Linked DNA regions of Homo sapiens: region 1 is linked to region 2. A link is a loop called in an ENCODE intact Hi-C map of the cell type or tissue named here. Cell type or tissue: GM12878. All regions are shown on one strand.

The links. A loop is a pair of places that touch in the nucleus more often than their neighbours do. Peaks named below come from ENCODE experiments on the same cell type or tissue, not always from the same donor. Only the 100,000 strongest peaks of a DNase experiment are listed, where the experiment ranks them.
Region 1: a loop joins it to region 2, with 2.2 times the contacts of the local background. A loop is called at or near these places in 1 of 110 quality-filtered maps.

What each region holds. Positions count from the first base shown.
Region 1 is chr16:73,030,171-73,034,170 of GRCh38, forward strand. The region is part of intron 1 of ZFHX3 (zinc finger homeobox 3); the gene reads right to left. Among named protein-coding and RNA genes, the nearest start is that of ZFHX3, 16 kb to the right of the region's middle. RefSeq lists enhancers at 2,377-2,939, 2,875-3,044. In GM12878, a CTCF peak has its summit at 2,458; a DNase peak (open chromatin) is centred at 2,451; H3K4me3 peaks cover 1,585 bases; H3K27ac peaks cover 1,828 bases.
Region 2 is chr16:73,287,616-73,291,615 of GRCh38, forward strand. It overlaps a transcript of ZFHX3 not described here. Among named protein-coding and RNA genes, the nearest start is that of ZFHX3-AS3, 57 kb to the left of the region's middle. RefSeq lists an enhancer at 1,641-1,930. In GM12878, no CTCF peak of the experiment used is centred here; DNase peaks (open chromatin) are centred at 1,766 and 2,533; H3K27ac peaks cover 1,736 bases.

The DNA of each region.
Region 1 (4,000 bases), 260 kb before region 2:
CTACCTCCAATCTTGGAGCCCACCCAAGGGCAAGAGTGGCCTGGAGACTCGCTATAAAATGTATGTGACCACCACAATGGAATTGCTTTGCCAGACATTTTTACTAATGAATCTCATAGCACGGAGACAGATCCCATATAAGGAGTTAAGCAGGTTCATTCTCCTCCACGCTGCCCCTTCACCTACCAGATAAGCAAGGCAAGTGCCCCCAGTTCCATGGAAGGAGAGCAGACCACAAAAAGGTTAGAAGGCTCAAGTCCTCTTTCCAGGTAGCTGGGAGGATGTAATTGGTGAGGCAGGAGATTAGAAATATCGGCAGCCTCTAAGTAAGACTTTAATTTACTGGCAGATCAATAGAGCCGGGGTTATATTGGCAAAGTGTCTACAGCTCTATTGACTCACGCAATGCCTCTTATCAATTTATCAGAAATCTGGAAGTCAGAAGATATTGTTTGAAGGGAAAAGAGAAAAAAAAAAAGAAGAAGAAACAGGAAGCATGAGTCCAGAGCTAGAGCAGTTAGAAACTAGGGTCCCCAATGACCAACTTGCTACCAAGAGTTTCGTACCAATGTGTCTCCTGCAAAGAAGGCTAATATGATACATTTGGAGTTAACCTGCCTCCCTTGCACGCCCCTCTCAGCCTTCTCAGGGATTCCATTTTCCATAAACCTTGTACCCTGGGGAGGGGGTGAATCCTACTGAAGCTGGTCTGGGATTTTTGTTTTGTGTTGTGTCTTAGCAAGGAGCAATTCCTTCCTTAGGTTCAGCCATACTCGTCCAAGTTACAGAAGATCCACACTTCTCCACCCCTTGTGTGGTTTCCTGCTACCTCTCCATTCTACTGCAGCCAGAATTCCTAGCCTTGGCTTCTTTCTTACCAATCCATAAAAAGATTTCTTTTTAGGTAAATAGGATATTTATCTCAGCATCCCAATACTCCCAAGAGGTCACAAGGATCTATCAGACTAACAATGGCACTTGGTCTCAAGAAGCGTAAAGAAAACGAACTCAAGTTCTATAAATCATCACAAATGTTTTCACAAATAATTAATCTTCGTTTGAAAATGTTTTGAAATATCCCAGGTAGCCGACCAAAAAAGCCTGGCGGCGGGGGGGGAAGTAAACATTCACACTTCACCAAACCCAAATGTTCACACCAGCGAAGGAAGGAAGGACGCAGGAAAACACGAAGTTCCCGAGTGTTTCTAGCCAGTAACTCTAGGGGGCAGGTCGGGGAAGAAAGAGAGGGTTTGGAGCATTCCAGGTATCAGGAGGCCAAAGGGAAAAGCGATTTTCCTTGGTTTGGAGGAACCACAACCTGCTTTTGATGATCCATTTTGGTCCCTGCCTCATACAACAAATTTCTGCTTAATTGCTGTTTTGCATTTCGTGGAGACATCGAGTAAACAGTACTTAAGTGTTTCCAGACAAAAACAATAACTCACTAATGACTAAGGCACTGCTAATTAAAATGCCCCCATGATGGCGTGACTGGACTCAGAGCCACCACAGCAAACAGAACGAGCTGGGCCTTGAATGCATGAACCAGAACGCGGGCGTGCAGGGCGGAAGATCCTCTGCTCCTTTCTCTGCAGGTCACCACGGGCCCTCTGGCTGAAAAGAAGGCCCACTGTGACCCTTGCTAGAAGGAGAGGGCAGAGGTGTGGAGAGAATGGGAGGAGTTAGAGTGGGGAAGGGGGGTGAAGGCACTGAGATTTCAGAGGGAAGGCAGCACCCCAATAGAATGCACATTCTAGAACCTTATAAGAGTAAGTGGCCTGGCATTGCCTCAAAACTTTATGAGCTCCTGAGAGCCCCTAAAGAAAAAAAAAATGTGTCCTACTCTAGTAGGGAGAAAATAAGAAGATGTGTTAAAACTGGCCAAATAGGCTGGGCGCAGTGGCTCACGCCTGTAATTGCAGCACTTTGGGATGCCGAGGAGACAGGGAGATCCTGTCTCTACAAAAAATTAAAAAATTAGCCAGACGTGGTGATGCATGCCTACAGTCCGAGCTACTCGGGTTGCGGGACTGAGGTGGGAGGATCGCTTGAGCCCAGGAGATGGAGGTTGTAGTGAACCATGATTGTATCACTACACTCCAGCCTGGGCGACTGAACAAGACCCTGTCTCAAAAAACACAAACAAAAGCAAAACAAAAAAACAAAAACAAAAACCTGGCTAAAGACCCTTTCCTAGTGACCACAGTCATACAAGGCATCCATTCCTAACTACCCTTTTAAAAAGAAGATTCAGAAAGAACAAAAAAACCAGAGGTATACTCGACCACCTGCCCAGTGCTAAAGGATTTCTCAACGCCATAGTCAGACTTCACGAGCGCATGCGACAAAGTAACAGGAACCTAGAAAACTTCTCTTCGTCCCCAAAAAGAGACCAAAATAACTAGCCTTCCCCAGAGCGGGCAGCTTTCCTCTTCAGTGCTCTTCAACTTTCAGTCCTACAGATGGGGGCCTCCCAACATCACTTTTTAAAGCTCAGCATTTAAAAAAAGAACAGGAAAAAAAAAAAGTAGAGACATCCCAGAGTCCACACGCTTGCAAAGGACTTTCTTTTCCTCCTCCTCCCCCCAGCAGGTTAAAGACCTGCTAGTTAGCAACGAGAGCGGATGGAGGACAGTCATTGGAACCACAGGGGCCTAATACCCATTTGTATTCACACTCAGACCCTTTAAGCATATAAAACCGGAGAGGTTGAACTGTTTACATTCACCTAATGCTCCAGTAAACAAATCAGAGCCCCAGTGGAGGGGGTTTCAGGCAGGGCTGCGGCCAGACCCCACTGGGTGCCAGGCAGCAGGAGCAGGATGGGGAAGGAAGAAGGTAGATGCATGGAAAACAGAAGCCAGGCTCTCATCCCAACCCACTCAAGTTTCTCCCCAAGCCTGGGCCCTCCTTGACCCCACGCGACAGGGGAGCAGCCCTTCCAGGCCTGAGCTCCACCACCCTCCATGGACAGGTGACCTCAGCTGCCAGACACCTCCTTACCCCCTACCCCCAGTACCCTGGAGCCCTGCCAGCACCCCCACATAACCCACCAATGACCTGGAGAGGAGGACAGAAGAGGAACGGCCTTGCAAAGCACCTGGAGAAAAAGGGGTTAAATGCCCAGTGTCTGACTGAGGGAGAAACTTCCCCTCCCTTCCAGGCGCCTCCGAGGGTTCGTCCTCAACTACTATTGTTATTCAAGAACTGCGTCTTAGCTGAGCAGCTCCCCCGCCGCCCCCCAGCACTGGGTCTTGACAGAAGTGAAGCGGGGCTGCCTGGTGTCCCAGCACAGGGCCTGATCATATCCTCTAAAACGTGAACAGTTTCAACTTGACTGGGGGGAAAGGGGGCAGGCGGGGGGTGGGGGGGGACTGGCACTCCTTTTAAATGCAGATTTGAACTTTTCACCCGGGGTCAGACAGCTGCGATGCTCTGTCCCCAGCAGAGGCCAGCGCCGGGGCCCCTTCCACCTCACACTTTCACAGTTTTTTTCCTGCCTGCCAGGAGGCCAGCCTGTTAAAGGAATTCGATACCTCCCTCCCTCCAAACCCAAATCCACACCCGCTTCTCAGCTTACCAGGGGCACAAATCCCACTGGCATCCTAGAGGAGAGCCTCAAATCGTAGGAGGCTGGCTGGGTGCTCTGGGAACAGCAATGGCAAAGGAAAATTGTTGTTGTCACATGTATTGACCAAGGAACGCTAAGGTCAACAGTGAGAAGACTCCAGGACTTCCCGGCCGCTCTGAAAGCATCTGAAAGCAGCATCTTCTCTAGGGTACATTTCACAGTGGCGCTTTCTGCTAGAAGCCAGCAGACAGTTCTCCTTGCTATTTCACTGAGAAGAGCTGTAATGGTACCAAGGCTGAAATCATTTAGTTTTGAAAAGAAGTCACTTCTGGGTGAACAAGAAAAACTGTAACGAACTTAAAAAAAAAAAAAAGTCTAGGATGGGACTGCTTGCCTCCATTACACCCCTGATTCTCATGGACAAGGTTG
Region 2 (4,000 bases):
GTGTGTGGCTGTGTGGATTGGTGTGTGGCTGTGTGGGTTGGTGAGTGGCTATGTGGGTTGATGTGTGCGTGTGTGGCTGTGTGGCTGTGTGGGTCAGTGTGTGGCTGTGTGGGTCGGTGTGTGGCTGTGTGGGTTGGTGAGTGGCTGTGTGGGTGTGTGGGTAAGTGTGTGGGTGTGTGGGTCAGTGTGTGGCTGTGTGGGTCAGTGTATGGCTGTGTGGGTTGGTGAGTGGCTGTGTGGGTCAGTGTGTGGATGTGTGGGTTGGTGTACGGCTGTGTGGGTGTGAGCCGGCAGCAGGCTCATGAAAATCCAGGAAAACAAACATCCCCATTCAGGAGGAGCCCTCCTCCAAGCCTTCTTGCTGTCCCCTCCGTTCCTCCCTCTCACAGGATAGAGAGCGTCCCCAGCATCTGGGCCGGCGGAGATGGACTGCCTGTGCCCCCATTAATGCTCTGACCCTGCACATTTGCTCTTAGCCGTTCCATCTCAGCAGGGAGCCAAGGAGGAGGGTGGGGGTCTGGCTCTTTATCAGCCTCTCTTGCCTGTCACCCCATGGAGGGAGGGAGGGAGGGAGAGAAGGGGGACTTTGGGGGCTGGGGTGGAGAGGTGGGAAGGAGATGGAAAAGGAGATGAAAGCAGCCAGAATTATTTCTCAAATAAAAATCCGGCCAGGGGATTGCAGGCTCCCAGTCCCAGACAGAAGCTGGACATCCCTCCATGTGGTTCTGTTTCTCGATCCTGTCCTATTAGCGTAAAAAGGAAAAAGGAAGGCCAGGTGCTGAGACCTCCTTGCTGATGGGCACTTACAAAATGGAAGGGACGAGATTGCACAGACCTGCCCCTGCACTGATAGCTGAAGACGCTTTTCTTCACCTACAGAAAATGAGAACCAGCTTGGAAAAACAAAAAGGCCGTGCGTCTAGGCTCTGTGACTTGGTCCAGATGTGCCAACTTAGCAACTCCCCACGCTGTCCGCAGCGGAGATGGATTTCTTTAACGTTCCTGTTATCAAGCCCTCCTATTTGTCGCCCCCAAACTCAGTTTCCCCCAGATGTCTTGGACTGCTTCGTTTGAGGCTTCTGCAGCAGCTGCTGCCGCTCTACACAAAAGGCGGCTCCGAGAGCCAAGATTATGTCTTCAGTGCATTACGGGCACATGCAGTGCGTATATCTTCGGTAAATAACCGCCCGTTTTCACATGGATTATTTAGAATTTCTGATGAAACTGCAGAAATGTCAATGCGGGGTCTAAGCCACCAATCGGAGAGCGGCTCCGCGACCCCTCTCTTCTTCAGCAAGACTGCTATTATCTTCAAGGGGAAAAAAAACCCTCTTTGTCTCTTGTTATACCTTTTTTATGATCTAGGATGCTGTTAATAACGACTTTGTGTTACATAAAACAGATAAATTAATGTCACCAAGTCCCCAAAGTACTGAATCAACCCTACTCCTTCAAAGGAAAGCAGAAAGTGTATGAACTGAAGGCCAGGACTGAAGAGGGGCTCCTCTCCTAAAATGGGAGAGGTCCTCCAATCGCTGGCCTGTTCCTATTTGAAATGCAATATTTAAAAACCGTGTGGCTGGGGAGGAAAATGCCGCTGTCTGGCTGAACATCCCTCCAAAGGGGAAATCGAGCGTGTGGTTTTAGTTGGTGATTTAAAGCTCCTGTAACTCATTATATGTGTGTGTTCCTGCTCCAGCCATTCAGAGCAAGGGCAGGGTGGGGGGAGGTAGGTGGTTCCCTCATTAGCAATTACTCTACCCTTTTGGTGGGGATGTAAGAGGGTGACTCAAAACAGCATCTTCAGGGAAGCCCAGCTGTGTGTTTTCAAGGTGGGGAAAAAACCTGGCTTTGCACGCCATGTGAAGAGCCCCAGATATGTATCTCTAACAGGAGGGGACGGGGCACATGAAACATTTCTCAGCAGCTCAGAGGTACTGCTCTCTAATCCACAGCTGAGGTCCTAGGCTGGCAATCCAAGCCATGTCCCCAGGGCACCTTGAGTGCCATCCCCAAGCAGGAGCTGCATCATCCTTTCCTAGTACACCCGCTCTGCAAAGCCAGTGTGGCTGGTCTCGGTCCTACTGGTCAGTGGTGGCTAAAGAGACAAAACAACCACCCATTTACCATTCTGGTGAGCCCCCAGGGGAGCAGGAGACCCTACCAGGTGCACCGAAATGTGGCTACAAACCAGGAATCCAGGAGGGAGTGTGAGAGAAAGGGGATCTGCAGAAAGCCTTGTTGGGTGGGATGTCCACACCAGGCCCCCTGTGTCAAGTCACCCGGGGCCCCTTTGGGATGCCCCCTTCAGGGGTGCTGAGGAAAGGTGGTTTCTGAGCCTCAATTCCAATATGAAGATTATAATGTGGAAGTGATAGGTATTAATTAGAGAGAAATAACCACACACACACACACACACACACACACACACACACATATAGACATTTATATACGAACTAAGAACATAAGCTCATTTCTGTAAATCACAAGGTTTCAAACAGTATTCATTGAGTGCTCGCCATATTCCCCAGTGCTAGGCACAGGGGAATCAGGAAGGAGTCCAAATAGACTCTGTGCCTTCCCTGATGGAGATTATAGCTTCGTGAATTCCCTAACTGACAGCCCCTAACCAAACGATGGGAAGTGAGTATAAAACTGCAGTGTTCAGCACCATGAGAACCTGAGAGAGAGACTGGAAGCTCATCTGGGAGGTCAGGAAAGCCCCCTCGAAAAAAACACACTAAAGCTGAGATGGAAAAGATGAGTTGGCATGAAGCAGGTGAAAAGGTGTTCTAGGAAGAGGGAAGAGCCTGTGCAAAGGCCCTGGGGTGGGCAGGGGCCTGTTTAATGCAACAGAAGGAGGATGCCATGGGGTCCTCAGCTAAAAATGTTCCAAGCCTGAAGCCTAACTTGTAGGTTTCAGCCTAGTAGGTTTCCAGAAGGAATAGAGGTGGACAGGGAAGAGAGGTGGAAAAGGACCCCAACTGGGTGTGGGCTCAGAGTGTGGGACTAATGGTGAGATGGGTTTCTTCTACTATGCTACATGTCACAAAGCTGCTTGTCTTTCACTGGGAGCCTGCTCTCTTCCCTGGTGCTTTTTGGGTTTCAGTGTAGATAGAGGAGGAAAGAGCCACTAAGGTGCTTCGCAGAGCCAGCAGCCTCTCAGGCTATTTCTCAAGTTCCCAGATAGCTTGGGGGCTTAGCTGTGTTGGGAGTAGAATTAAGGAACCTTGGTTAGTGGGATAAATTCCTATTCAGAGCAAAGCCATGAGGATCTTTTGGGAGCAAATGGGAAATGCAGAACATAGAGAACTAGAAAACATGGCCTTGGGAAAAAACATCATGAGAACCTTCTGACCAGGGCTGGTGATATCTGCAGCAGATCAGGAGGGCTTAGAAGATGTAAAACCATTAGAAACACATTCTAGCCAATCAAGTTGACCTCGCCTGCCACAACAAACCCAATCCAACTAAACCCCACAGCACAGAAGTGCAGTTTGTGAAGCTGATGACCAAGTGCTCTCAGTGTCTGTAGAGTTATCCCATTCTCCTTCCAACGGTACCCATGGTTTAGGCTTCCTGACAATCAAACCCCACACCAGCTCTGTATATGTTCACCTAGACACGGGCCTTCCCCATCTTCATCCCCACTGATGTCTCTGGCTGCCTAGGGTACAGCTGGGCCCATGGCCATCATCAAAGGGAAGGCAGGGGTGAGGAATTCGGGGAGCTGCCAGTGAAAAAAAGCTCTCGGAGTTTCCAGGTTCTTGAACATTTTCTCTGGAATGAAGGTTTATTGGCTCCTTGCTGGTTATGAGATTATACGCCAGTCCTCCAGAGATACGTGTGAAGGATCATGTAAATCCCACATTCTGGCAGAAAGAGACAAACACTAATTTTTACATTAATGACATCTCAACATGGAGTTGCTCAGGAGAGCATCTGCTCACCCCTGATTAGAAAGCCTGAAGTGTGAACAGCATCTGTTCTCTCGCCTCTC